2 separate regions of the Homo sapiens genome follow, and region 1 is linked to region 2. A link is an interaction called in ENCODE POLR2A ChIA-PET data of the cell type or tissue named here. Cell type or tissue: OCI-LY7. All regions are shown on one strand. Links, peaks and the distances in the headings refer to the core of each region. The heading gives the core; the rest is flanking DNA.

Region 1 (15,408 bases), core at 7,409-15,408, 94 kb after region 2:
TGTGATGCCTCTAGCTTTGTTCTTTTGGCTTAAGATTGTCTTGGCAATGTGGGCTCTTTTTTGGTTCCATATGAACTTTAAAGTAATTTTTTCCAATTCTGTGAAGAAGTCATTGGTAGCTTGATGGGGATGGCATTGAATCTATAAATTACCTTGGGCAGTATGGCCATTTTCACAATATTGAATCTTCCTATCCATGAGCATGGAATGTTCTTCCATTTGTTTGTGTCCTCTTTTATTTCATTGAGCAGTAGTTTGTAGTTCTCCTTGAAGAGGTCCTTCACATCCCTTGTAAGTTGGATTCCTAGGTATTTTATTCTCTTTGAAGCCATTGTGAATGGGAGTTCACTCATGATTTGGCTCTCTGTTTGTGTGTTATTGGTGTATAAGAATGCTTGTGATTTTTGCACATTGATTTTGTATCCTGAGACTGCTGAATTTGCTTATCAGCTTAAGGAGATTTTGGGCTGAGACAATGGGGTTTTCTAAATATACAATCATGTCATCTGCAAACAGGGACAATGTGATTTCCTCTTTTCCTAACTGAATACCCTTTATTTCTTTCTCTTGCCTGATTGCCCTGGCCAGAACTTCCAACACTATGTTGAATAGGAGTGGTGAGAGATGGCATCCCTGTCTTGTGCCAGTTTTCAAAGGGAATGCTTCCAGTTTTTGCCCATTCAGTATTATATTGGCTGTGGGTTTGTCATAATAAACTCTTATTATTTTGAGATACATTCCATCAATACCTAATTTATTGAGAGTTTTTAGCATGAAGGGCTGTTGAATTTTGCCAAAGGCCTTTTCTGCGTCTATTGAGATAATCATGTGGTTTATGTCTTTGGTTCTGTTTATATGATGGATTGTGTTTATTGATTTGTGTATGTTGAACCAGCCCTGCATCCCAGGATCCCAGGGAAGAAGCCCACTTGATCATGATGGATAAGCTTTTTGATATGCTGCTGGATTCGGTTTGCCAGTATCTTATTGTGGATTTTTGCAATGATGTTCATCAGGGATATTGGTCTAAAATTCTCTTTTTTTGTTGTGTCTCTGCCATGCTTTGGTATCAGGATGATGCTGGCCTCATAAAATGAGTTAGGGAGGATTACCTCTTTTCTATTGATTGTAATAGTTTGAGAAGGAATGGTACCAGCTCCTCTTTGTACCTCCTGTAGAATTCGGCTGTGAATCCATCTGGTCCTGGACTTTTTTGGTTGGTAGGCTATTAATTATTGCCTCAATTTCAGAGCCTGTTATTGGTCTATTCAGGGATTCAATTTCTTCCTGGTTTAGTCTTGGGAGGGTGTATGTGTCCAGGAATTTATCCATTTCTTCTAGATTTTGTAGTTTATTTGCATAGAGGTGTTTATAGTATTCTCTGATGGCAGTTTGTATTTCTGTGGGATCAGTGGTGATAACCCCTTTATCATTTTTTATTGCGTCTATTTGATTCTTCTCTCTTTTCTTCTTTATTAGTCTTGCTAGCGGTCTATCAATTTTGTTGATCTTTTCAAAAAATGAGCTCCTGGATTCACTGATTTTTTGAAGAGTTTCTTTGTGTCTCTATCTCCTTCATTTCTGCTCTGATCTTAGTTATTTCTTGCCTTCTGCTAGCTTTTGAATGTGTTTGCTCTTGTTTCTCTAGTTCTTTTAATTGTGATGTTAGGGTGTCAATTTTTTATCATTCCTGCTTTCTCTTGTGGGCATTTGGTGCTATAAATTTCCCTCTACACACTGCTTTAAATGTGTCCCAGAGATTCTGGTATGTTGTGTCTTTGTTCTCATTGTTTTCAAAGAACATCTTTATTTCTGCCTTCATTTTATTATGTACCCAGTAGTCATTCCAGAGCAAGTTGTTCAGTTTCCATGTAGTTGTGCGGTTTTGAGTGAGTTTCTTAATCCTGAGTTCTAGTTTGATTGCACTGTGGTCTGAGAGACAGTTTGTTATAATTTCTCTTCTTTTACATTTGCTGAGGAGTGCTTTACTTCCAACTATGTGGTCAATTTTGGAATAAGTGTGATGTGGCACTGAGAAGAATGTATATACTATTGATTTGGGGTGGAGAGTTCTGTAGCTGTCTATTAGGTCCTTGGTGCAGAGCTTGGTGCAGAGCTGAGTTGAATTCCTAGATATCCTTTTTAACCTTCTGTCTTGTTGATGTGTCTAATGCTGACACACGGGGTGTTAAAGTCTCCCATTATTATTTTGTGGAGTCTAAGTCTCTTTGTAGGTCTCTAAGGACTTGCTTTATGAATCTGGATGCTCCTGTATTGGGTGCAAATATATTTAGGATAGTTAGCTCTTGTTGTTGAATTGATCCCTTTATCATTATGTAATGGCCTTCTTTGTCTCTTTTGATCTTTGTTGGTTTAAAGTCTGTTTTGTCAGAGACTAGGATTGCAACCTCTGCCTTTTTTTTGTTTTCCATTTGCTTGGTAGATCTTCCTCCATCCCTTTATTTTGAGCCTATGTGTGTCTCTGCAAGTGAGATGGGTCTCCTGAATACAGCACACTGATGGATCTTGACTCTTTATCCAATTTGCCAGTCTGTGTCTTTTAATTGGAGCATTTAGCCCATTGACATTTAAGGTTAATATTGTTGTGTGTGAATTTGATCCTGTCACTATGATGTTAGCTGGTTATTTTGCTCATTAGTTGATGCAGTTTCTTCCTAGCATCACCAGGCCTGCCCTACAAGGGCTCCTGAAGGAAGCACTAAACATGGAAAGGAACAACTGGTACCAGCCACCGCAAAAACATGCCAAATTGTAAAGAATCTTGGCTTTCTTAAGGAAAGAGACCATATCTTTATACATCTTCAAATAGACAGCACATAAAACTGTTAAATGCTGCCCATTTTCCAAGGACCTTTGCAATGCTACCTCGGCAGTAATATACTTCTGATATCCACAAACAAATCTAATTTCTTATTCCTTTTATATCCTCTATAGATTGTACAACTTTGAATACATTTATTATGTTCTCTTTCTAGTAATTTGATTAATCTTATTACCGATTATACTGTAAGCTTGTGAAAATAAGAGATATATGATACTACCTGCATTCACTGTTCTGCCCCAATCCTCAATCCCACTCAAAATCATTCTCAGAAAGTACTTGCTTGATAATGTCAATTAAATCAAATAGTAATGGTTATGCCATCCTTATTTATAACTACAACATTGAAGTATATCGTATCAATTCAAACTGCAGAAATAATGAACAAACAAGATTTTTCTGGTTTATTTAAGGAGCAAGAAATATTTGTAGTCAATGAAAAGAATTTCTCTGTGAAAATTTTGAAGGGGCTAACTCTCTCTGCCAATACTCCTTTGCCAATATATCTACAAACTTCCCCATCTCTCATGTTTTGCAAGTTCCCATCAGTATCTGTGGTGACTTTTATATCACTCTACCTTCTGATACACAAAGCAGTGTGGTATAGGAAATAAGATATGTGCTTTGAAGTCACATAGTCCTAATCCCAAATTACACAGCTCAGGTGAAAGACCTAAGTATGCTGCTTACCCCATCTGAAGTTTAGGTTCCTTTTCTCCAATATAAAGACTGAAATAACAACTTCATATGGTTGTTGTGAAGATCACGTGAGAAAATGTGTTTAAGGCACTCTTTAAAGTGCCTGTCATATTAAAGGTACTTTAAAAAGTTGGATTAAAAGTATTGATTCTATTAAACAAATATTTATTAAGTACCCACTGAAGGCCATGCACTAATTTGTTCCAAGGACCCAATAATGAACAAGACAGACACAAGGCCTATTCTCAAATTGCTTAGAGTCCAGTGAAGGAGACAGACAATTCAGCATGCAAATGTTGTACCTGGTGATAAGCACAGTAATGCAAAAATAAAGACAAGAGTGTCTTTAGGGTACAAATGAGGAGCACCTCTAAAATCAGAAGACTCATTCTTCCAATAATTTCAAATTGCCACCTAAATTCAAAAACTCAGTATATACAAACTGTGGTCATTGTTAACAATAAAATCTATTGGATGATTCAGTGATGAAGGAACAATGCAAGGTACCAGCTACCATATAATCACCTTACAGAATTATCATGCCTTCTAGGCTATACCACATTCTAGAATCCACAAGCACACTCTTGTAGAGAAACAGCAATCAAATCTACAAACAAATATTTATCCTTTAGATATATAGGAAAGCCTCAAGATAAAAACATACTCGATACACAGGTCATGCATTTGCATATTTTTCTACTTTGGCAGCAACTGAAAATTCAGTGTGAAGAGACAGGGACTAATAAGTAGTTTCTGCAAAGCAGATGCCCTTGTTGTGCTTCTAAAGCCTGGTTTCTGTATTTTTTAAAATAGCATGCTAATTTTAAAAGACAAAATAATAAAAGACATACAGGGTTGTGAATGGAAAAGTTTCAAAACTCACAAGGCCAATTTCTCGTTATAAGAGGTCCCTGGGGAGAGATAAGAAACTGGTATTTCACTTGTCAAACAGGAACTTGTGTGCTATTTTATACTTTGCTTTGCTTATAGCAACCTTAGCAGACCATGAATGTTATAGAGGAAGAATGCTATAGGGGAAGAGTTTAGGTAAATTAAGTCTAATGGCTTTGCTGCTTAACGTAAATGACAGCAGTTGACAGTAGGGCCCTGAGTTCATTTCAGGGGATAGGCTCTCTGTCTCTGAAGAGGGTTGGCAAAGAGCTGCAGGATAAAGGTGACACCAGGCTACAGCAACTTCCCCTGACTGGCATCCACCACACTCCTTGGACTTCCACTCTGCTCTTCTCTGCTCCCAGCAGAGGGGTGAATGTATATGTTCTGACTTTTGCTTGCCTTTAGCCTGAATGTTACATGACTTGAGCAAGTTGTAACCTAGAAAAACCTTTTATTTCCCTTAGGTGTCCTTCCATTTCTAGTCAGCTCTGCTTAAGTTGATTTCAAATATTGTCCTTTCTTATAATCAAAATATTTTTCTTGGGTATGTCTCCCAGATAGTTAGCAGATATATATGTTACTATTATATTTCTATAAAAATGGTACCCTCCTAGCTCTTATTAATTCCCCATTCGTCTCACCTGGATTCTGTGTAAGAGTGTGTATACTCTCCAACTGAGAGATTAATCATGAGGAGGAAATTAAGTCTTCTATGTCATCAACTGGAAAAAAAGATAAAATTAAATATCATTAATTAATTTAAATAATACAAAAAATTTCTCACTTTAGTTCGCTGATTTTCCTCTGCTTATTCACAGCTGTAGCATATATATATATATATATATATATATATATATATATATATATATAAATAATTATAAATTATCTCTAATGTGCCAATATAGGACCCAATATAGCTATGATTGCGTTCATAATGATTCCTTACAACAAAACCTTAATGTTGTAAGATAAATATCTTTGTAATTAGTGCCCTAGATTTTGCTCAGTGAGGATAAAATGGGACAGCATTCACTAATGTTCTGGAGTCTGTTCAGAGATGAATAGTTGCCAAAAACTACTGGAAGGTTGAAGACTTCCTAAAGTTTATCTAATTAAAGGCCATATGATATTAAGTCTCAATTTCCTCTTCTGAAAAATGAAGATAATAGAATCTGCCTCTCAAGGATGTTAAAAAGATTAGGTAAAGTTCCTAGCTCATTGTGCCCATTTCATGCTCTATGTAAACGGTAGTTATTGTTATTATTACTTTGACTAATAAATACTTCATAATAGTGTTGGGTGCATCTATAAACACAAAATGAAACAAAACTCTTCAAATATAGCCATAACAAACCTGTATGATAGCAGACAAAAACCCTGACCCAGCAGCTGACACGGTCACTAGATATGACTCTACATACTCGGCTGTGAAACCTGGGCCATGCACAACCCTTCTCTCTTTCGATTTTGTCATTTGAAAATTTAAGGAGTCAACCTAAATTGTTTGCAATGCTCCCAGAGCTTACAAACTATCATTTTTGTGAATCCTCTAGATTAAACAGTGCCCATCTGCAGTATCTGAGAGACCTAATGTCTTGCGTCTGAATCCATCCTTAATTTTGTCAGGAAATAAATATAACTAGATAATATACTATAGCTTTTCTGGGGAGGAGGAGCTACTATATTTATTTCTCTAGAGAACTACAAACTAGAACACTTGAACTCCTAAACTCCAAACCATATCTTCCTAGGCAACTCTGCAGGACTCCAAATTGACTTATTTCTGTTGAAAGAATAGGCTACTGTAGCAACTGATAAAGAGCCTATCTCTCAGGGACCCAGAGAGCACTTGACAGATACTATCACATTAAAGCTGTTTGTTGTTAGAGGAAAGCTAGTATGGAAAATCATTCTGATAACTAATCTGGAACACTGACAGCCAAGTGACTTTGTCTTCAGTGCCAGTGAACAAGGACAGTGCAACTCTCTAAATTCTATTTACTCATCAAGCCTCCTAATTAGATCAACTGCAATTGCCCAAGCAACTTCAGTGACCCTTGTTAGAGATTTCTCACCCAGCTGCTACTGCTGTGCAGTAGGCTTCTGAGACCCCAGCCCTGACTCTGCCTCCCTCACCACCACCTCATTACTCCTGGCTTGTGAATCTCAACACTGTCCTTTACTCACCCAGGAACGTCACCATCAGCAACAATGTCAATGCCTCTCCACTCATTGCAACTTCACAGCCAAATGCCCTCATGACAGTTTATCCAACTGTTAGGAGTATTATTTGAATGCACTCCTCTAAACCCTTTAATAGAGAATACAATTTTCCACAACCCAAATTAAAATGTACACAAAATTTCTCTTCTGGTATCTATCCCTTAGCTTTATGTCCCCTTCCAGCAAAACTAGCTAAATAATTTGTGATGCCCAATGCAAAATGAAAATGAAAGGTCCTTTGTTTCAAAATCAAGAATATTAAGACAGTGACAACAGAGCCCTAAAACCAAATTCTGGCCCTGTGTTACCATGGGACATGTCACATGCACATGAAGCTAGACCAGTCTCTCTTATTCCTGAGTTCTAAACCCTTCTAAACATGTGTACCATGGTGTCTTCATCAATCATGAAGTGTTTCCTCTCTCCCACAGCAACCTCCAGTGATTTTTTGCCAATCCTTTGTCTCCATTGGTTTATATCATGGGCTGTTGCCATTTGATAGTCTCATGTCTCAACCTCTCAGAGACCAAGCTACCTACTAATTAATTCACTAGACTGATTGTACCTGGAAGGTCTTCTAATCCTCACATTCCCATTTCAAGTATGGCCTCCAAAATCTCTGTTGCATTTTTATTGACTAATGCATCACCTATTGGCCAAGGGAATCCCTGTGTGTGTGGACTGTGTGAATCTCAGTATCTTCAAATAATTTTGCTTGTGGTCCACCTTAGAATAAAGCTTGACCCTGGGCAAGGTCTTCTTGACAGAGTAATCAGTTTATTTTTTCCAGAGTGACAGATAAAACGTTTAATTTCCCATTATCTAGGCCCTATAAAACATCTGTAGGCTAAGAGCAGCTATGCCAATTAGCAGAAGTGACAGCCTGAGTCAATGAACTGCAGCCTAAAAATAAAGCCACATGGTCCCTTTGGTCCCTTTGGAACACTGCTTGACTTGGAACAGATCTAAGTGGAATATTCCTTAGTTACCACTGTTTCACAATAGTTTTTTGACCCCTTTTTCTTAGGCATGTTTGATTTTCCGGTGTATTTCTAAACATGCACATAAGCAATTTAAATGTTTCCCCGGGCCTTGGCAGAAAGTGAAAATAAAATAATAAGAAATATATTATTAAGTACATTATTATTTATGTTATCAGATAAAACAAGTGTTTTTGAGCTGCTGGAGTTCTTTGTTTAGAAAAGCTTGGGTGTTTTTTTAATTATCATCAAATTCAATATGCATAAAATTCATAAAGCAAATTCATAAAATGTATAAAGCCAATGTATTTTGCTTTATGTCATGTACTTGAATACTGGGCATAAACTGAATTTCAGACATTTAAACTAGAAGAATTAACTAATGGAATTCCTATAGAATTCTTTTGTAAAATAAATCATTTTCAATGATAATAATCATTCTTTAATCTATATTTTCTTTCAGATATTTCATTATAAGAAGGCAGCATATATCGTGTGTCTTTAAAGAATGATGCTCAAATTGCATCATTTGAGGCAGAAAAATTAGATTCAGAAGCATAATATTCCATTTACTCAACTCAAATAGAAACCATGTTAATACCACTTAAGAGAAAAGACCAGAGTCTCAACATGGAATAAATTACAGTGAATAAAATAAAGCAAGAGTAGGGGAGAATTCGTGTAACCACAGCATCTTGTCACATGTTTTTCTAGTAGAGAAAGAAGAAGAGGAGATAGATACAAAGACACAAGGGCCTAAAAACTTTAGGCTGTTACCTAAACTGAGATAAGAATGTAAGATATACACAATTATCTGATTTTCAACCAGAAGTAAGCCAGAAAGGGAATGAGGACCTTAAAGTACACAGAACGCAGGAGTTAGGCAGCCTGAGTTTTTGACTCAGCTATATCTCAGCTACTGTGTGGCTCAGGGCAACGCACAAGAGATCAATTTCTTTCTTCATTACATGAAAGCTTTGAACTAGATTATCTAAATTTCCTTTAACCTCTAAATGTCCGTGATGGAACTTCTGCTTTAAAATGGGGTTGGAGAAGCAGTCTCTGAAACAAGCTCTTCCACTTCCTACACAGACAACCAACATTTAAATATAAAAATACCTTCCTTATTAGAAAAGTTGCCTTCACAAAGCTCTTTGGCAAAGGTTATAAGGAAAGCAAACAATCGATACAAATTTCACATTTCTATTTACTTTCTGCCTACTCACTTGGAAAAGCAATAAGATGAAATAAATTCCCACTGATCTGGGGGAAAATATAACTAGAATGCCATTTTTCCTAAGTTCCTTTGTTTGGAAGTTTTTAAAAGAGTTAAAACAAGCTTCACGGTTTATTAGATATTATTTTCTGTAGTGTTTGAAAATGTTATGGGGTAAAAAAAGGGCATGTGTTTTTAATGCCCTGAACATTTTCTTTTTCAAACAAAAGTCATCCTTCTTGTGTCTCGGTCCCCGTTGTTCTTCTTCCCATTCTGCCCCTTTGCTCAGCTTCATCTATAAAAATCATTTGTGTAATCTCTATTGGCCCCACGCTGTACATTCAGGATGCCTTATGTAGTTCCAGGCCTCCAGGATTATATTTCTTATAACACCAATCACTCTTCATTTTCCTTTGGATGTTATTTTCTTTGGGCAAAATTACTTTTCCTTTGTGTAAAAATGTTTTAAGAAAATATTTTCCATATCTGCAAAAAGCATGTAGTTGATGCACTAGTTTTACAGTTCTTAAAGCAACTCCTCAAATATTCAGACTTGAGGGGGAATTAAACAACACTTTTTGTATGGAGGAAAGCATACCAAAGTAGGTTTCTGAAGCTTCTGGGATTGCAATTTTTAAAATTCTTTGCCTTTTCTACAAAACTAAACTTGTTTTATCTAATCTTATTTGCATTATCATATCTTTCAGAGGTTTTAAGATATAGTGTCATAATCCTAAAGAAAAACATTTGCCTTGTATTTTATTCTAGTTCCTTGTTTGACTAAGTCACAAGGACACCATTGTTTAAATTTGCATGCCTCATAAAAATATATATTTGTGTAAATTATACTTACAAAGCATCTCCAGATATATCTCATTAACCACTACACAAATTATAGGTTACAAAAAGGTTACAGTCAGAGAGGCAGAACTACTTCTTAGGAAAGTATGAGATATGGGAAGCTTGTACAATATAATCCTTCCCAAACTTCACCCTATAATTTTTATCTAAGTGAAAATTGGTTAAAATGAACATTAGGGTAGTTTTTAGCTTGGATAAATCCTGTTGGGAAAAAAAAACTATATCCATCTATTCTTTGAATATTTATTGAGCATCTACTACATCAGTCTGAATGCTATGTCCACATATGCATTTGAAGCATGAATGAGAAAAGTGGGAGACTCCTTTGGTAAAGCAGGGAGAAGGAATGCAGGCTAATTCTGAGCTCTGCGCTCTTTTAGTCTCTCCTATCAGCTGACTGAGGTACCTATTTCTTTTAAAATGTTCCCTGCCTCTGATTCACTACCTAGCCATCTACTGCCCTCAATCACCAGACACCACGTAAGTCCTGAGGATAGATTTGTTTCAAGAATAAGACAAAAAGTATTTCAATGGTGATCTACAGAAAAACCATTTTAATTTCTGTGATAAGAAAAAAAAAACCGGAAATGTGGCACAAGTATGTTTGTTCTGTACTTCTATAGTAGAAAATTTATATACTTTGCACATGGCAGAACAGGACAGGCTTATCTAAACAATAAGGGATAGTGAGTTGATTAGGTGATTGGAAACAGGCTTCAGCTTTGCAACTGCACATCAGTGGGCCTTGTATGTTCAAAGCATTCCGCATCTAAAGAAGCAAACGATGCTTTCCATCTGTGATAACAAGGAAATGCTAAAGTTCCAATTTCCTTGACATTTTATTGCATTTACTTTTATCTAAAATGAGTATATAACATTATCTTATATAAAAGGAAAGCATGGTAGACGAGACATATCTTGAAAATCTTCTCTCTACCAGACATCCAGAAATGCTAAAAAAAAATATGTAACAACCCCATTTAAATGCATAGGCAAGCTTGCCAAAACTAAGAGAAATCAAGAAAAAAACAGAGGGAATCCTAAATCAGAGTGATAAACTGGCATTTAAAGTTTAGCTGAGTTCAGCATTTGCTAATCTCAGTAACCTAGAGATCTGGCTTTTAAGATCTGTTGCAAGCCAGGAAACAAAATCAAAGGCTGTCCTAATATGAGCCGGGGGCTCTTGAACTGCTATACCTTCAGTGAAACAGCAGACAGAAAAAAAACAAGTCACCTACAAAAATTGATGACAGGAACATGTCTATTTCAGCATAAAACCAGGTCTGTAATTTAAATTTACCCTACCTGTGTGGTCCAGGAGACCCAAGCTAAGAAAATAACAAAGCAGTCTTGTGTTAGAGAAGTGCCTGGGCTGCCTGACAGAGCCAGTGCAAATCCTCTTCAAAGGGACGTGCCCTTAACCCCATCCTTAGAGAATTTCACAGATCAAACAATGTGAAAGTACAAAAGAGCTAATAGACTCATCTCAGTGCAAATTAAACAACTGTGGAGTGTCTCCTTTTTTTTTTCCGGGAAAAGAACACTTTCCTATGTTAATGTTACCCCAAATACACTGGTGGAAACAATAAGATTTGAATGAATTCCCCAGAATTTAGTCAGGAAGGACAAGACAATCCACCAAGTGCTCAGAAGAAAATAGAAACCAAGTAGGACCACTGGTTTTTTCAATTACATGCTGGAGATCTGAAACCTGAGAGCACTGCCGACTTTCTGGAAGGGCCAAGAGAATGGATTTAAAGCAGCTACCAAAAGGGAACTAAGAATGATTGGGAGTTAGTGACTAAACTTTATAGCATAACAGGACCATGATTATAATTAAAGACATCTTTAAAGCAAATCATCTGAATAAATGCACACAGAATTGGTAACTAACTTTAATTGCTACTGAGGTTTATTTTATGCTAACAATAGTGTTCAATGCTCAGTAATCTCTTCCTAATTTTTGTTGTCGGTATATTTTGGGTTCACACAAGTCAGAAACCAAAGTTAGATTGTTTCTAATTGGCAGCAAACCAGAGGGGACGGGAGACTGGTCAAGTCTCTGAGTCGTCCACTCCAAGATGCGGACAATGAGTGTATGAAGACAGACTGAGAATGCGCTGCAAAGAAGCTTGGAAGAAAATGAAGGCAGAGAGGACAGACCTGAAAGGCTAAGAGGGACAGATCAGCGTCCATGGAAAGCAGGAGCAGAAGCCAGTCTTCTTCCAAACACTGGCACAAACCACTGCCTACTGGATACATTTCACCAGACAATTCACCCCAGTGTCCAAGAGTTTATCTTGCTTCTAGAATATATTGAAAAGAGCCACCCTCTGAACAAATGGCAAACACTATATAGTATAAATAGGATGCACTGAAAATAGTAGGCTTATTTCTTAAGCTGTCATCACGAACATTAACCAGTAATTATATTTCTCCACTTTTTGTAGAAGACATAAATGGCAAATTCTGAATTTATAATTTCTAATACTTCATTTTTCTGCTCTTGTAAAGTTCATTTTGAACTTTCAACATAAAAATATTAAAGATTTTTAATTGTGCACATTTGAACTTGTGTTACTTTGGACTTACATTGGCTGAAATTGAAATATAGTAAAAGTGCTCTAGAGTAAGCAGATCAGTTCATCAGAAGGACAGCCTTTCAATGGAAAGGGCATTCCCAAGCTGCACCAACGAAAGCATAATCCTGTTACCTGCCCTAACCTGACAGCTCTGAATTAGTCTGATCCACCTATGTGCCGTACAAAGCATTATATTGCTATGATTTCATAAACTGAACTTGAACTACACTTTTTCAGAGAAACAAAACCATGTTTAGAAATCTGCCACAAATATCTACACATTGCTCTTGAATTCCTCCAGGAATTTCCACCTACTCGTGCTGTTACTCTTCACTCTATGATTTATTTGTTTTTCAGTCCCTGTCGATACTTAAGTTTTACTCTGTAGGGAGATTCTCATGTTTGACTCCATTAAACAAGCTTTGAAACTGACACTCGCACAGGGTGTTACTTCCAGAATCTTCCTGCCAGCTCCTTGCATCCACACCATGAGAAAGAGCAAACATTCCAAATCCCAAAAAAATGAATTATTTGGGGTGAGGAAAAGTCTTGACTATGACACTGAAGATTTCCTGAAGAGATCCAGCATCCAAAATGTCCTGAGTGGGGAGGAAATCGCACACCTAGCACCCAGAGAAAATGAGTGCTATCCACAAACAACCCAGATCCTCCCAAGCTGAGGCTAACCTGCCCTTCACTTCCTACATTATTGCTACATCTACGCAGCTTCTGACTTTCCAAAGTTTCCTTTCCTTTTCTAGTCCCAAACTTATCTCTCAGGTTTGAGAAATTCAATTTTCTTGGGTTTGAATCTCAAAATTATAAAAGACAAGTAAGGTTAATCTTCTATCTCATTGGGCCCCTAAATATTTTAAGAAACACTCCATCAACCACATTTTGATCTTCTTTACTGCTGTTTTATTCTAGCATTTCTTTACTCCTACCTCTCTGTTTCTCTCTCTCTCTCTCCCCCCAAACCCCCCAACTCCCCCACCCCTCCCCACACACACACACAATTGGAGTAAATCCAGGACAAGGGCATTCACAATCTTACCATATTCTGTATTCATTAGACCTTATCTTAAGCACTGTGTTCAATTCAGATTTTGAAGGCATGTTAACAAACTGTAGAACAACGGAGTCCAGAACTGCTGTAGAGGACCAGTTGAAGGAACTAGAGAGGTATAACTAGAAAAGATACTTTTTTAGATCCTTCAGTTGTTAAAAGTCCCTAGTAATCTATTACAAACAGATTGATTTTAATAGTTCTCAACCATTTGCTAACATGTGTTTGCAGTGATGTCCTATGTGTTTGTACTCAGTTCTCTGTCTTTTTTAAAAGGGAATTTTACTTTAGACTATACATTTTCTAAAACTAGAAAAATTATTTTGGAGAAAAAGATTTGAGTATTACTTTGAAGATTTCATGAAGCTGCTGCTTCCAATCATCTGATCACTTCAGATGGTCTGATAATGTTAGATAAAACCTCTTTATCAGTAATGCACTGGAGTCCTACAGCACTACTTTCCATATTCAACAAAACCTCTCTTTGCATAGATACGTGTGTGTAAAAACAGAACATTCATACTGAGGCCAGAGTGCCATCGAAGGTAATTATAGAGACAGTAAAATCCTTTTACTCTGGGAAAAATAAAATGCTGGGTGTCTCACAAAATTTCAGAACCTGATTTCAAACGGATCATAACAAAGAGGAGATCAAATTTAGCATGGTGGACTGCTCGACAGGATATATTTGTAAGTATGAGATTCTATAAAATAGTTGATAAATACAAGACTATTGGCTTGCTATAAATCACTAGCAGATGCTGATTTCAATGGTAGAACTTCTGGGAGTGTTAACAGAGGTTTTTCTAAGAAAAAAAGACAAACTAACAAACACATATTCTTTTGCCTGGCTTTCTATATTTAAAACAAAACTTAGAGTCACTCCTTATATAAATAAATCTTCTAAGTTGGGCAACAGAGGAAATGCTACAGTTTTAAAGTATATTATTTCATTTTATGTTTTTGTGTATATTTTCATTTTAAATGTTTTTCATTTTATATGTTTAGATAAAAACATATTATAAAATCAGACATAGCTGAATTATTTGTTTCAAAAATCATGCATTACCAAATTATTAGTTCCATCCTTTGTTAACTGTACTGAAGCCAGGTGTGGATTATTATAAGGTTTATCTGAAACATTGTTAATCTTGATTTTGTAGAATTTTTTTATTCTTTTATGTTATGCTTAAGCACAACTATGCACAAATTTCTTGAATTTTTTAAAGGACAAGAAATTTGTGTGCTGTGGTCAACAAAAGCTCACTAAAATATAAATTGCTCCAAATTTTACTAAATTTTATGTAACATGCTATATCATAAAATAAAGAAACATATTTAAATGCAGATATATGTAAACAGACAGAATTGCTTTAAGAAAATTTATTTATTTTCATAATACTTTAAGATTTCATTTAAATAATGGAGGAAACAAATCTAATTCTGGCATACTACTAATACAACTCAATCCATTACCAATGCATTTATAATCACTCTGAGAATTAGATTCTATCGGTGAAATGTATTTCTTTCAAATAATTATCAGGAGAAAACAGTGGAGGCAAAATCATCGTGGAGACCTAAACTTGTTCTAAACACTCTATGTTTCGATTGTAAAAGTACACACTAGTTTTACCAAGAGGGTATTGAAAAACAAAAAAGGAAAGCAAATTAATACACAATATTAAGATAAATATAGATTATTTAAATAAAAAGTAATGGAAAATTACAAATTAAAACAGTAAAGAAATTTTTATAATAAGCCATGATATTAACACAATTTTAGATAAAGAGTTAATAAATAAAAATGGGAATAACCATAATCCAGCATTTCCGAGGTGGAAAAAGTATTTACTTAAAACTTAAGAGCATTTACAGTAATCTTTGCCAAATATGCATTCTCCAGGAAGCACACAATAATCTTTTTGTTTTTGTTTGGTTTTGTTATTATTTTATTTTTAGGTCAATGGAATGTTTCCACATATTATACCACCAACATGAGAAAAAAATGATCATTGTTTATTTGAAGCTTGGTGAGTTTATCC
Region 2 (15,879 bases), core at 3,220-11,219:
TTTGAGAAGTGTCTGTTCATATCCTTCTCCCACTTGTTGATGGGGTTGTTTGTTTTTTTCTTGTAAATTTGTTTGAGTTCTTTGTAGATTCTGGATATTAGCCCTTTGTCAGATGAGTAGATTGCAAAAATTTTCTCCCATTCTGTAGGTTGCCTGTTCACTCTGAGGATAGTTTCTTTTGCTGTGCAGAAGCTCTTTAGTTTAATGAGATCCCAATTGTCAATTTTGGCTTTTGTTGCCATTGCTTTTGGTGTTTTAGACATGAAGCCCTTGCCCATGCCTATGTCCTGAATGGTATTGCCTAGGTTTTCTTCTAGGGTTTTTACGGTTTTAGGTCTAACATTTAAGTCTTTAATCCATCTTGAATTAATTTTTGTATAAGGTGTAAGGAAGGGATCCAGTTTCAGCTTTCTACTTATGGCTAGCCAGTTTTCCCAGCACCATTTATTAAATAGGGAATCCTTTCCCCATTTCTTGTTTTTGTCAGGTTTGTCAAAGATCAGATGGTTGTAGATGTGTGGTATTATTTCTGAGGGCTCTGTTCTGCTCCATTGGTCTATATCTCTGTTTTGGTACCAGTATCATGCTGTTTTGGTTACTATAGCTTTGTAGTATAGTTTGAAGTCAGGGAGCGTGATGCATCCAGCTTTGTTCTTTTGACTTAGGATTGTCTTGGCAATGCAGGCCCTTTTCTGGTTCCATATGAACTTTAAAGTAGTTTTTCCAATTCTGTGAAGAAAGTCATTGGTAGTTTGATGGGGATTGCATTGAATCTGTAAATTACCTTGGGCAGTATGGCCATTTTCACGATATTGCTTGTGTCGATTTTCAAAGGGAACGCTTCTAGTTTTTGCCCATGCAGTATGATATTGGCTGTGGGTTTGTCATAAATATCTCTTATTATGTTGAGATACGTTCCATCAATACCTAGTTTATGGAGAGTTTTTAGCATAAAGGCTGTTGAATTTTGTCGAAAGCCTTTTCTGCATCTATTGAGATACTCATGTGGTTTTTGTCGTTGGTTCTGTTTATGTGAGGGATTACATTTATTGATTTGTGTATGTTGAACCAGCCTTGCATCCCAGGGATGAAGCCAACTTGATTGTGGTGGATTAGCTTTTTGATGTGCTGCTGGATTTGGTTTGGCCTTTGTTAAAATTTCTTAAGAATTTCATGGCAACTAAAGCAGAACCTTAAATCATGCATAAGCCCAAACATTCTCAGCACAGGGCCCTGAGTGGCTGCACAGGTCACACACCAAAAAAGCAGGCTTTGGTAGGAAATAAGGTCAGGTCAAACAGGTAAGAAAGTAGGAGAATATATTTTGAAGGGCCTTCTAAACTCTTGTAAGAAATTTGACTTTCACTCTGAGATAAATGAGACATAACTGGAAAGATCTGAGCAATTTCAAGTATGGGATCTGTGTTGAAATTAGTTTAGGAGCCCAAAGTGGAAGCAGGAGACCACTTGGAAAACTACTGCAATAATCCAGGTAAAAGATGATGGTGGCTTGGCTCAAATGGTGAGAAGTTGCAGACTCTGGAACTCACAAGATTGGTGATGGGTTTTATAAAGGGAGAAGAGAAATTTCAAGAGGAATAAAGAATGACTCCAAGGTTTTTGACCTGAGGACCTGAAAAACTGGTGTTGCCATGGACTTAGATAAGAAAGTGTGGGAGAGAGTCCAAAAGGGGCAGTGGTGGAGGGGGAGGGTCAGGAGTTCAATTCTCAACACAAGAGTTTGAGATGCTAAGACACTCAAGTGGAGACTGAGTTGGCAGTTGGACACATGAGTCCAGTGTTCAGGGGAGTGGTCAGGCTGAACATATAAATTTAAAAGTAATCAGGAAAGCCTTTTTTCTTCAGTGCAGCAAAAAGTAGAGTTCTCAACACATCTAGATTCTTCAGAAGTTCTAGGCTAATCAGAATTATTTGTATACCCCATTGCTCTTGGCTAATGACACCTGTACTAAAATTTTTACATCCTACTCCATTCATCTTTTATTAAAAAGTCCTTTTTTCTCTATTATTTAACAGTATGCCTTGGCTGTAACTGAACACCAAGGTGTTTAAAATGTGACTAAGAAGTTGAGGAAATCTGTTTGTAAATATCATAATTAGATTTCTCTACCAGCAGTAGACTTTTCTATTTGATTTTGGAACAGACTATTGATTTTTTGCAATCTCCAGACTGGCCTTTTGGTTACATAAATGTAAAGAAAATATCCGTCTATAAAATCTATGATATCATCATTAATCTAAATGCAGATAAATATTCTGGATAATAATAAACATTCTGGTTTAGGAATGTAAACTAGTAGGTTGAGCTAAGGCTGCATATTATTTTTGTCAGTAGGGAAAAAGAACAGTTATCCAGGGGTGAGAAGAACTAGCAATGTGTCTGGACTTCTTCCTGCACCTGGTCAAAGAGTTGGGGGTATTTTTTGTTAGTTTTAGGAGTTGCTAAAACATGAAACAGAGGGGCTGCCTTTGCAAAGACGTTAGGAATCTCTAGGTACACACAATGCTGTGTAAGGGTCTGACTATCTCAAAGAAATTACAGAGAAGAATGTTTTTCCTGGCTCTGTTCAGAACCTGATCCACAATGCCAGTGTATCTGACAGTGGCAGCTCTGAGAGAATCTGGCAGAGAGTGCTTCCTTAGCAGGATCCTGGTCAACCGGTCAACCAAGAGGCCCAGGAGAGGTGCCTTCAAGGTGCATGAGGTAGTAAACACCAGCCAGCTGGAGCAGTATAGGAAAGAGTAGGGAATGAGGGGCCCCATGGTGAATGCATGTGAGGCACCCTCTGAAGAGCCCAGAAATAAACTTGGAAATGTTTTGCAAGGAGAGGATTGCTATTCAGTAATTACTTCCTTGGAAAGTTGTAGCGTGATAGAGGGTCAGGGTTACTGTAATTTAGTTTACTGATGTATGATGCCATTTTTACCCTCAGTTTGGTAACAGCTGGATGTACACATGTATACTAGTTCTAGTTAGGCACCGAGATATTTGTCAGCTGTTTTCTTTGAAACTAGGTTTCTTTCAATATGGCCCATTGGCTAAGGCCAAGTAATATAGTCCAGTCTATTTCTCTAAGCTGAGTGAACTGCTTTCTATATTCTTTCCAGTCTTCTGCCAGGTCCCCTTTTTCCTGCCATCTGTCACAATGAGAGAGATTGATAGGAAAAGAGTTTTTGTGATTAAAATTCAAAACGAATACAGATTTCCATTGCTTATTATAATTAGAAGTACAGTGATATCTAACCATGTAACGACATTATATACCTCACCCCACTCTCATACTCCAACAAGAAGATGAAAACCCAGACATGTTACTAGTTAATAACTCAGCATAATATGAGTTATAATAATGTACACAGTGCTTACAACTTAAATGTGAACTAGAACTTTTTTTCCTATAATTTGCTTTCAACTTATTCTCGAGTTTGAAGATGACCTCTCTTTGGGGGTTTATGAATGGGTGGAGAAAGGTAAATTGATCCTCACACACAAACAGAAGAATTATGTCTCCTTTTCATGTCTTTAAATATACAAGTATGTCCTATAGTTTCAAACCAGGTATAACATGACTAATTTTTTTTGTTTTTTAATAAACTTCTTTTTTTAAAAAAATGAAGAAAGCATTTAGTTTTCTAATCTTTAAAGAAGTAAAACACTTTAGAATTATATCACATACATATGAGGTAATTTATTTATTCTGATTATTCATATAAAATAGAGTTTTTCAACCCCAGTGCTGTTGACATTGAGGCTGTATGAGTTTTTGTTGTGGGAGGCTATCCAGTGCACCGTGGCATGTTTATCATTATCCCTGGTCTCTAACCACTAGATGCCAATAGCACTTTCCTACCTCACCACCCCAAGTCATTAAAATAAACAGTGTCTTCTGAAGTTGTGACATATCCCCTGGGGGTGCCCTAGTTGAGAACCATTCATAAAGAATCTATTACTTTACAGCATGTAAGAGAGAAATAAATTCATTTTCATAATATATTTTATTATTCAATCATCTCAAGCAACCATTTGAAGTCTTCAACCAAAGGAAGACAACAGAGTTTTGCCAAACAGATAATGCAAGACATCATATTTCCCCAAAATTATTAAATGAAACCATGTACACTATCATTTGATGAAGCATAGAAAATATCAGTTACCTCTGTGTCATATTCATGCTACTCATAGATGACAGAGTTGACTAATCAATTTCCTTCAGAAATTCAACAACAGCAAGTATCAGGTGATTTTTGTCCACTCAGTAGAGTCTATGTCTCATTAAGCTGGGCAACGGGCAGAAAGATTACAGATCGGTACTGGAGAACTCTGTTGGTTTTTAATCTGTTTACAGATAACAGCTTTTACCTTTGTGCACACTTCTAATACTAGTATCTTTTAATACAATTATCTTTCATGTCAGGCATTTTTTAAAGTTATATGTTGATTGTGTAGATTTCCATTTCAAAGGGGAAAAGCAACGGTTAGAAACTTCTGAATGGAACATAAACAAAACCAAGCATTTTTTCATATTGGTCCATTACACTCCCATCTCTTGCTTGATGCTTGAAGAAAAACTCAGTCGCACAGGCTTCATGCATATAAAGCATTTCTTATGTGGAATATATGAAGAGAAACTCAATAGCAAAACTTACTTTCAAGACTAGATGAATGAGCCACTTATTTCAAAAAATATATAAAGGATACTACCAAGGAAGTCACAGAATTTGATTTGTTCTATGAGTTTACTATGTTTACTCTTGATTGTATTTGAACTTTAATCCTGTCTTGCTGACTTTCTTCCACTGTACACCAAGAGCCTCACAAAGAAAGGAAAATTGGAAGGTTTGATGATGTAAAACCTGAGACATTTAACAGATATTTTTAAACTTCCCCTACTTATTCTACTTTTTTTCTTTTTTTGTTCACTTTGCCCACCTCAATTTATTTATTTATTTTTATTATTATACTTTAAGTTCTGGGGTACATGTGCAGAATGTACAGTTTTGTTACAAAGGTATACACATGCCATGGTGATTTGCTGCTCCCATCAGTCCATCACCTACATTAGGTATTTCTCCTAATGTTATTCCTCCACTAGCCCCCACCCCTTGACAGGCCCCAGTGTGTCATGTTCCCTGCCCTACGTCCGTGTGTTCTCATTGTTCAACTCCCACTTATGAGTGAGAACAGGCAGTGTTTGGTTTTCTGTTCTTGTTATCACAAGTTTGTTGAGAATGATGGTTTCCAGCTTCATCCATGTCCCTGCAAAGGACATGAACTCACCCTTTTTTATGGCTGCATAGTATTCCATGGTGTATATGTGCCACATTTTCTTTATCTAGTCTATTATTGGTGGACATTTGGGTTAGTTCCAACTCTTTGCTATTCTGAATAGTTTTGCAATAAACATACATATACATGTGTCTTTATAGTAGAATGATTTATAATCATTTGGGTATATATCCAGTAATGCAATAGTTGGGCCAAATGGTATTTCTAGTTCTAGATCCTTCCAAAAAAGAGCCCGCATAGCCAAGACAATCCTCGGCAAGAAGAACAAAGCTGGAGGCATCACACTACCTGACTTCAAACTATACTACAAGGCTACAGTAACCAAAACAGCATGGTACCTGTACCAAAACAGATGTATAGACCAATGGAACAAAACAAAGGCCTCAGAAATAACACCACACATCTACAACCACCTGATCTTTGACAAACCTGACAAAAACGAGCAATGGGGAAAGGATTCTCTATTTAATAAATGGTGTTGGAAAAACCGGCTAGCCATATGCAGAAAACTGAAACTGGGCCCATTCCTTACACCTTATACAAAAATCAACTGAAGAGATCAAAGACTTAAACGTAAGACCTAGTACCATAAAAATCCTAGAAGAAAACCTGGGCAATACCATTCAGGACATAGGCATGGGCAAAGACTTCACATCTAAAACACCAAAATCAATGGCAACAAAAGCCAAAATTGACAAATGAGATCTAATTAAACTAAAGAGTTTCTGCATATCAAAAGAAACTATCAGCAGAGTGAACAGGCAACCTACAGATTGGGAGAAAATTTTTGCAATCTACTCATCTGACAAAGGGCTAATATCCAGAATCTACAAAGAACTTAAACAAATTTACAAGAAAAAAAAACAAACAACCCCATCAAAAAGTGGGTAAAGGATATGAACAGACACTTCTCAAAAGAAGACATTTATGCAGCCAATAGACATATGAAAAAATGCTCATCATCACTGGTCATTAGAAAAATCAAAACCACAATGAGATACCATCTCATGCCAGTTAGAATGGTGATCATTGAAAAGTCAGTAAACAACAGGTGCTGGAGAGGATGTGGAGAAATAGGGATGTTTTTCCACTGTTAGTGGGAGTTTATCCTTTTTTTCTACACAGGGATATTCAGGTGGTGGCATATCTAAAAAACCTTACATAAACAAAAATGTATTTTTAAAATATATTTTATGCTACTTAAATAAGAAACCAAAAAAGAAAAATGGGAAGGCGATTGTCCTCTCCTCCCAGGCAGGGTAGATAAGAAAATAGAGAGGCAACATGAAGTGGATACTTGCAACTCTTAATGAAACTGAACCAGATACTCAAGACAGATGGGCTCCCCTACATCTTGCAAAGCAAAACTTATTTGTTCCTTTTACATTTTCAATTGCTTAATTTGAATTTCTTGGTGCAGGCAAAAGGATTTGTGAGAAATGTTTTACCCTCTTTCATTAAAAAAAAAAAAAACTATTCAATAGCAACTGTCTGAAGAAGGGGAGAAAAAAGGAAAGAAAACAAGAAAAGCCACAAAGCCCAGCTGCACTTAGTTTCTGTTCACTTAGTGCAGCTTATGACGTAGGCTCGTTGTATTTTGAATTTGCACATTAAAAACATTCATTCAGAGAGGAAACTGCCTTTGGCATAACCTGCAGAAGCAAATAGCATTCACAGAACTGTTATTCAAAAAATTGTACCCAGAGAGCTATATTTCTTATTTAAATGAAACTTAAGTAGAACCAGGGAGGAGGGGGAGGTATGTTTTATGGTGGGTAACTTCTGACTTAAAATTTGAATCAGGTTTCATAAACAATTATTGGAATCTGAGAAAAAGTCAAGCATCAAACCCTGAGTAGCTGAGAGTTTGGGGGTCTCACAGCACAAAAAAAAGGGTGTTGAAAGAGGAAGCCCCGTTTTTGCTCTAAGTGACTTGCCTGATCCCGAAGTTATGTTAGCTTGTTTACCTCCAAGCACACCTTTGGAGTGAGATTTTTAAAGCAGTTCTCTTTGTAACATCAACATTACAATCTATATCCTGAAAACTACGAAGTTTTATATTCCTCCTTCCCCTCACTAGGCCTCCCCTGGCCTGCTTGTGTATTTGCTTCTTAGGGTCTACAGGCCTCTCTCTGAACTAAAGCTCTTTTGAAGTCCCAGACTTCCTATCTCCACCCAGGATCTAACTTAGTGTGATAAAGGATAATTTATTTATGAAAAACATTCATGCCATTCTTTTAAACTAGAAGCTTACATTTCAAGGGTATGGAAATGATTTCTAGCTGCCCTAATTTCATGGCATTGGGCTGTCGTATGTCATATACCACTGCACTGTTCATAATATTTAGACAGTTCCATAGCAACCTGTAAAATACAGCCTCCAGAGGTCTGCATTCCTCCAGCTATTCATGAAGGATTGGAGGAATTCCAGAGGAAAGAAACCACATTACAGAGCACTGGGTCTGAAATGCTCCCTTTATGGTAGCAATTGCAGGAAACCTGGAGCAAAAACATGTCTTAGGATTTGATGCAGACCTCACTACAGTTTCTAGAAGCATTCCCTTTTCACTTCTAGTTTTCTGACTTTACTTATAAGGTATCCAAAAATGGTTTGATAAAATTAGACTGCTTTATAGCTTATCTTTTTTTCCTTTCCAGGGTGGACAAATAAATTATCAGATTTTTATTACTTAAAATGTGTTATACAAAAATATTAGTGGGCAATACAGAAACGCAAATATATTCTAAGGCCTGGTTCTCTTTCCATTTGCTTCTTGAAATTTGCAAGTAAAATTTTCATTTTGGCCTACTTTTGAACCAGACCACAAAAACTTACTTTATTACACTATCCATTCACATTAAAATAGAATTTCTACAGTGACCAGCACAGAGATTTTAAATAAATGTGGTCGACACTCCTTAGTCACTGTTGCCATCTTCACTCTCTCCATCTCTCATTTTCATCAACCTGTAAGATAAGTCACTATCTATTTTCTATCTATATTTCATTCAAAATGTCTTATACGTTTGTAGCTCTCTATTCTCATAGGTACTACTTATCTCCAAATTATATCTCCTCGCATAAGATTACCATAATAGTCTACCACTTTATGTCTTTTAAAATATTTCCTGTAGCACCTTATAGAACACACAATATTTTATATATTCATCACATTTGATCCTCAACCTATGTTTTAAGCAAAGCAAACATCATCCCAGCTTCACAGATAAGAAAATGGTCTCAAGAAGACTAAATGACTTTCTTAATCAATGTCATGAAGGTAGCAAGAGACAGAAACAAAACTTGAACTCAAAACCCTTGAATCTAAATCCCAGTTCCCTAAACTTAATACTTCCTTCTTAAGGCCAAATAACAACAGCACAATAAAACCCGCTAAAAATTTCAACAGGTCCCTATTTATTAAACACATATGGCAACTTAGAAGTGGAGTGGCCTTACAGAGTATGAGGTTTAACAATCCTCATTTTATATATTATAGCTCCAGAAGCTTGAGGACTGGGTGATATTTCCAACATTACAGAACCAACGATAGACCCCACCAGTTCTTGAATCCACTGACTCCCAGCTACAGCATTTTCTGCTACACTTTTCTGTCTTACTGCCTTAAGTGACCCCCAGAATTTTTAGCTTTTGATAACATGTCCCAGTAACATGTCCAGCTTTAATTTTACCATCTCAAAAATGTGCCTCTGCTAAAAACAGGTTTATACATTTCACTTTCCAACAGGGGGACCACACTGATACAACCTCTGGACAGTGGTCCACATTGCTCACCAAACCTGGAGCAATGTTCCCTTCAGTCTTTCCAAGTACAAGTCCTAGTCAAATTCTACTCCCTGCACAGAGCTGGCATCTCTGTACCTCAAGAAACCTCCCTTCTCCGACTTCTTGCAGTACTTGTAGTTTCTACCACACAGATCTCATACCTGCAAATCCCTTTGAGGTCAGTGGCCAACTGGTCCTATGTTCCTGTCTAATCTCGTTCCCATGTTCTCCTCACTGAGAACAGTTGTTATATGAAATGTTATTTCCTTTTCCTAGAATATCCTTCCACTCTCACATATTAAACTGTCTAGAATATTCCTACTCAGGCTTTGCTTCTCAGCTTAAATGCTGCTTCCTCCATGAGGCCCCTGCTGTCTCTAGGTGACATAGGAAAGCTGTTTTCTGAGTTCCTATAGCATTCTGTACATTACTCCTTCAAACCAGTTATCTGATTTATATTGAAGTTGTCTACATGTCTGTTTCCTCACTAAAGATTCCTTGTCATAGACACAGTCATCAGCTTTTCTTATGTACTAAGTACTATTCCCAGGACAAAACTGGCACATGATATTTGTTAAATAAATCCAAAAATGAAATATTTATTTGCATAATAATGAAGACATTCTGTGTTACTTTAAGCTTAATAAATAAATACGGAGTTGGAAGCTTAGAGGGAAAATGTTTATCAAGAAAGCAGATATTGACTCTCATTGGCCTAGATCTAATTCCTATAGCAAACAATAAAGCAATGTTGGAGAAAGACAAAGTAGCAATTTATTTAGCTATTATTGTTCTTTCAGGGGTCACGGCCTTATACTTAGAGGTAAGTTCTTATATTCCACTATTTTCTAGAATTGGAGCGACTTATCCTTATAATAGAACTGTATTGAACATTTTGCTATTCCTTTAGCTCACCAAACTTTTTTTTATTCTTTATTTTTTATTTTTCTTGTGATAGGGTCTCACTCTATTTGTCCAGGCTACTGCAGTGCGGTGGCATAGGGTTCGCTGTAACCTGGAACTCCTGGGCCCAAGCAATCCTCCCGCCTCAGCTTCCCAAGTAGCTAGGATTATAGGCGCATGCCACCATGCCCAGCTAATTTTTAAAAAATTGTTTTAGAAGTAGGGTCTTGCTACATTGAGCAGGTTGGTCTTGAACTCCTGGCTTCATGTGATCCTCCTGTCTCAGCCTCCCAAGGCACTGGGATTACAGGAGTGAGCCACTGCACCCAGTCATAGCCCACCAAACTTTCTTAAACCTGTATTTTCAAATAGACTGTGTCCTCTATCTAAGAGGATGCCCCCAACACACTCCTTATTGGACAACCTCATATTCATCTTTTCATAGACAATATAAGGGCCATGTTTATGACCACTTTTCTGATTCCTTCTAGAGATAAATTCTTTCATGCTTCCAAAACCCTGCATGCACAGTTTTAGTACAGCACTTAACTTTATTTATTTACAACAAGTAAATCCTCTTTTTTCCCCTGTGTAGACTGTGACTACATAAAAGCATGGAGTTCACCTATTTCATGTATAATTTTTAAAGCTCAGCAATGTTTAGCACTTTTCATGGAACAAGCATGTATTCATACATTTAAAAGATGAAGAGAGAAAAGGAGGGGAGGAAAATGAAAAGACATGAAGATACTTGAGTAGCTAGTATTCTGATGCAAGTTAGTTTCTGTTTATTAGAAGATTTGGAAGCAAGCAGCAAGGTCAAAGCTATCTTCTTATTTCTGTTTGCATGTAAAGTTGTGGAAACATAAGGTGTTTCTAGAGTAAACTGCCGGCACCTATTCCACAGGTTCTTGGGTGTCAAGAGTCAATACCTAGCTTGTAGCTATGAGAATCCACTTTCGGGTGTTATTAGTGTTGGAAGGCAGTTGCAATGGTAGCAGTGCCCCACTTCTTAATTCCAGCATTCTAACGACTGCATAGCAGCTCCAGGAATTGTTCCTAAACTTACAGCTTTAGTGAAGACCTCAGAGGCAGTAGCTTCCTAGTGGAGTCAATCTGGGGTCAGTCCTGAACACCCAGCCTACTATCCTCTCCTTTAACATTTCAATAATTGTTTAAGTACATCATGTCCCGTATTTTTAAAATCCTTCTTGCTTAAAATACCTATAGTGGTAATTTCTGTTTCCGTTAGTGCATCCTGACAAAATAAGAGGGAACAAAGGGAAGGAGAGGAGAGAAAAGAGAGAAAAAGAAGTCTCGGCATATAACAACTTAATTTCAATCCCTGCACTGAGAGACCTGACCCACAGTAGCTAGTATGGTTTCTAAGCGGCCTAAGTTCACACCCCTGGTATGACCCAACCATCTCATGAATTTCTGCCTTCAAAAGCTCATGGGTGTCAAAAGCATTTCCTGTTTGTTCTGGCTAATACCTGATGATAGGCCCCTGATATTTCCTTCTCAGTGCACTTATTAAAAAAGGATTATAATTGTGAATCCTGTCTCTTTCCCTTTGGAGATATATATGCAGCTCCTACGACTTCACTCGCTCCCTGTCCCTACTCCCTCATTTTCCCTTTAAAGCACTCAGTCACTTCTGCACAAATCAGAATGGAGTTCAGCTCTTTCTTCTTCTTTTTTTTTTTTTTTTTAACTTTTTTAGAGACAGGATCTTGCTATGTTGCCCAGGTTGAGCTCAAACTCCTGGCCTCAAGCAATCCTCCTGCCTCGGCCTCCTAAAGCACTGGGATCAGTTCTTTCTCCTGTTGTCAGTCGTTTCTGAAGAAAATCTGTTTTCACTGCTGTAATGTCTGGCTTTATCTTAGACAAGAGAGACTTATTCTTTCTGCTCTTTTTCTTCAACTTTTGTAGGTCAACTGATAGCCAATTAGATTATAAGAATAATTTTTTATTTCTATAAAAATATAACATTGGTTCATTTTAAACAATATAGATCATTAAATATCATAATGATTTATTATGAAACCACATTTTCTATATATCTTTTAATGGAGAGATAGTGTTCTCTCTCCAGAATATTTAACCTGTGATTTTACCTAAAGTCTGACAGACTAAATACTTCAAGTACTACTCAGTATTATGAACCAATCCCATAAATATTAGAACTTTCTAGTCCACATATAGTTTCAAAGTAAACACTAATAAACAACATGACTCCAAAATTCATCTGCAGAAACTACAATTTAGTGTAGGAACTATAAACTACAAAATAAATTAACATTAATAGAATCGTTCTTTGGCTGGGCACAGTGGCTCACACCTGTAATCCCATCACTTTGGAAGGCAGAGGTGGGTGGATCACCTGAGGTCAGGTGTTCAAGACCAGCCTGGCCAACATGGTGAAACCCCATCTCTATAAAAATGCAAAAATTAGCTGGGCATGATGGCAGGTGCCTGTAATCCCAGCTACTCGGGAGGCTGAGGCAGGAGAATCGCTTGAACCCGGGAGGCAGAGGGTGCAGTGAGCCTAAATCGCACCATTGCACTCCAGCCTGGGTGACAGAGCAAGACTTCATCTCAAAAAAAAAAAAAAAAAAGAATTGCTTTTGTCAATTGATGAAAAAAGGAAATTCCAACTGATGCTTTAAAAGAGAAATTGCCTGGAGTAGAGAAAGACTGTAAGAGTTCTACTCTCTTTGGCCTTCGATTAAACAGAAATATTTCAGAGGAGCTTGAATCCTTTGAAACACACTTATACTGCACAGCGTGTTGCTATCCTCATTTCTGTTACTTAGGTTTTGCATTTTCAGGAAATGAGTAATTTGCCAAACATGCAGAGTCCCATTATTTAGATTCAGTTCTCTTGAAGGGATAAAAACAGTTGTTTAAGAGGGACTCGAAGATTCTTCACATTTTAAGCGTAATATACTTGTAAATGTTTCTCACTTGGAAGAAACTGCTGACAGGTGTGGTTGTGGGTTAAGCTTTAAGAAAGCTTGAGAAATTCCCCTGTTGACTAAGTATCAATTCACTGTAGTCCCAGAGCGATCGCCTCTGGACATCCCCTTTGAACTTTTTTTTTCCTCTAAAGGGGTTCATGCAAGAACTGTGATACACTGTATGTTCCTTCCTAAAAAGAAAGTACCTCCATGGACAACTTGAAAATTTCCAGCAACAGTAAACTTATTACCATTTTTCTCATCATTCCTAATCATTTTTAATGAGGAAGTGCAAACAGCTTGGAATCAGGAGCTATAGACTGTGAATGAAAAATGCAAACAACCTGGAATCAAGAGCTATAGATTGTGAATGAGTAGTCTCATTTAATCTCCACTGCATTCACTCCTAGAGAAGCTTGGAAAATTTCCCCACCTTTAAAATAAAATGGTAATTTTTTCAACTTGTAACCTCATAGAAATAGCACAAACATTAAAAAACAGAATCTGTATCAAAATATGTGAATTCTTTGAGGGACATTAATATTTTTGGCTACAATATTGGGATTATAATGGTAATTATTTGGAAAAATAGTATTATAAAACTTAATACTATTTTTCCAAATAATTACCATTATAATCCCAATATTGGCTATTCCAAGAAATTTAGCTAAAATAGCTGATGGGATTATCCCCACTTTTAAAGAATATTTCACTGAGAATACTAACAACTTCACTCTTACTACTTCCTCTTTTTAAAGTAAAGGCGATCTGAAGAAAGCATAAATGCACAAAAATATTGTACGATAGTCAAAAATAAGAGGGCATAGAAGATGGAATAAGCTGAATGCCTTTCTGGATGCAATCCCTATTGAAAGTCATATCTGAGGTTTGTATCAAAATCATGAGCTGAGATGGTATCCAAGGCAGGAAGGAGCAGATGCAGGCTGAGGAAGGACCTGTGTGTGAGGATTGCCTGAGGACTCAGAATACTGGGTAACTGCATGCATTAGGGAACTTGAAACCACCCACCATTAAGTACGAAACATGATTTCAACATGTTAAGGTGGCTTCTAATGGGTCTTAGCAGTTTATGGTTTCCAGGCTCCATTTAACTAATATCACAGAGACTTTCATTAATGCATGAAATACTGATGTACCTAATCTCTGCAGTCTTCATAAAATAATGACTCACTTTTGAAGTAGATGCTGGTACTTCTTTGGTACATTTGTGTCTTCTCTTTTTCATGTGGTCAGTGACAGTACTACACACCCCATAGTGGATGGAAAATGTTGAGAAATGTTCTGTGCAAATTCATGCCTATCATTAATTTCCTTGAGTAACAGAAATATGTACTTTATTTTTAATTAAACATAAACTTTTTTAGCTTATTGCTGTGGAAAGGGTTTTGTTGCCAAATTTTAAAAAAAATAAACGAATAGATATATAATAACGGTGTACGATAAATTTAAAAAAATACTTTTGCAAGAATATTCAGATTGCCTTATACACATTCTTTGGCAGGAGTGCTCAATTTCTATTTCCTGGCAATGCTTCGTGTGCAATTGACTTTTCATTTCCCGCATTTCCCCATGACTCCACCAACATAAGTTTGTTCAGCTCTTTTTATCTCACATATCACAATACCACCATAAGCACAGCACAAATGGCTGGTGAAAAAAGACACTAGTTGGGACAAAAAGCTTCAAATGCTCCTCTTATCCACAAGCAGAGAATTGAGCCGTCTCTAGCTGTGTATGTCTCATTACTTCTAAAAAACATAGGAAAAAGAGAGCCGAGTTATCACTCATCACTTATCAGATTTAACCAGGTGTTGAAATTAGAAGTCTGTTTACTGCTATGTGATTCACACTATAATAGATAAGATCATGACAGAAACTGGAAATACAAATTAAAGGTTCACCAAATCCATTCCATTTTATTTTAATGCAAACATTAATGAGTATTTTATTAAAAAAAAAACTATGGGACATAAGCTAAACTAGAAGAGGTGATTGTACATAAAGCATGAACCACAGTTATCTTAAGCAAGCCAGTAATGAACATGAACCAAAAAATCAGAAAATTAATATTGGCATGAAATCATAAATGAAATAAATAGAAAAGTGGGCAATTAGAACTCTAGTTTTACTTTTTAAAATATTTTATCTTTTAAAAACTGCATTTTCAAACATAAAAAAACTTGAATTATAACAAAATAATATTTATTATCCAAATTCAATAAATGTTCATTTTTTTCATATTTATATGACAATTTTAAAATAAAAAATATTTGGATATACAACATCTACTTTCCTCCATCCCAGACAGAAATATTATACCATCTCACCTATCAGCTATTGCTATGAAACATGCTGTATAACAAACTACCCATAACTCAGTGGTTTAAAACTATAATCTTTTATTTTCATGGATCTGAATGAAAGATCTGCAGATCTCATCAGAGCCCATTCATGCATATGAGGGCTAGTTGGAAGACAGCCAGTTAAGTTTTGGCTTGGCTGGGGCCATTTCACTCTGTTCCATGTATCTTCCCTTACGACTAGCCTAGGTATGTTCTTTTTTCCTAACAACGCAGAGGCACAAAAAAGCAAGGAGAAATACCAGTCTATTGAGGCCTAGGCTCAAAACTGTCACACTACCACTTCCATCTCATGCTTTTGGCCAAAGCAAGTCACATGGCCAAATCCAAAGTCAAGAGGGGGAAAGAGGCAGCCCACATGTAATGAGAGGGCATATAAGTTACAAGTCAAAGGGGATGAATACAGTAGGGGGTAAAAAATTAGGGCCAAAAACGCAATCAACTTCAACTCCCATTCATGTTTTTATATTAATCCTTTATGTCTATATCTATAATAATTAATGATATTTTTAATTGTTAAGATTCACATTAAAATGATAT

What was found. Peaks named below come from ENCODE experiments on the same cell type or tissue, not always from the same donor. Only the 100,000 strongest peaks of a DNase experiment are listed, where the experiment ranks them.
Region 1: POLR2A ChIA-PET joins it to region 2 with 29 read pairs; 2 of 35 experiments call an interaction of 5 or more read pairs at or near these places.

The regions. Positions count from the first base shown.
Region 1 is chr1:192,622,265-192,637,672 of GRCh38, forward strand. It overlaps RGS13 (regulator of G protein signaling 13), which reads left to right and starts at 13,883. Exons shown (of 7, transcript NM_002927.5): 1 at 13,883-14,053; 2 at 15,326-15,396. LOC107985241 (a long non-coding RNA gene) reads left to right here. Exons shown (of 2, transcript XR_001738348.2): 2 at 11,745-12,286. It overlaps LOC105371664 (a long non-coding RNA gene), which reads right to left and starts at 6,769. Exons shown (of 5, transcript XR_002958418.2): 1 at 6,623-6,769; 2 at 5,077-5,157. In OCI-LY7, for the core only: a CTCF peak has its summit at 14,637; DNase peaks (open chromatin) are centred at 10,887, 11,087, 12,967, 13,857 and 4 weaker places; H3K4me3 peaks cover 8,000 bases; H3K27ac peaks cover 8,000 bases.
Region 2 is chr1:192,532,238-192,548,116 of GRCh38, forward strand. The region is part of intron 4 of LOC105371664 (a long non-coding RNA gene); the gene reads right to left. Among named protein-coding and RNA genes, the nearest start is that of RGS1, 36 kb to the right of the region's middle. RefSeq lists an enhancer at 12,913-12,972. In OCI-LY7, for the core only: no CTCF peak of the experiment used is centred there; a DNase peak (open chromatin) is centred at 6,874; H3K4me3 peaks cover 1,500 bases; H3K27ac peaks cover 2,218 bases.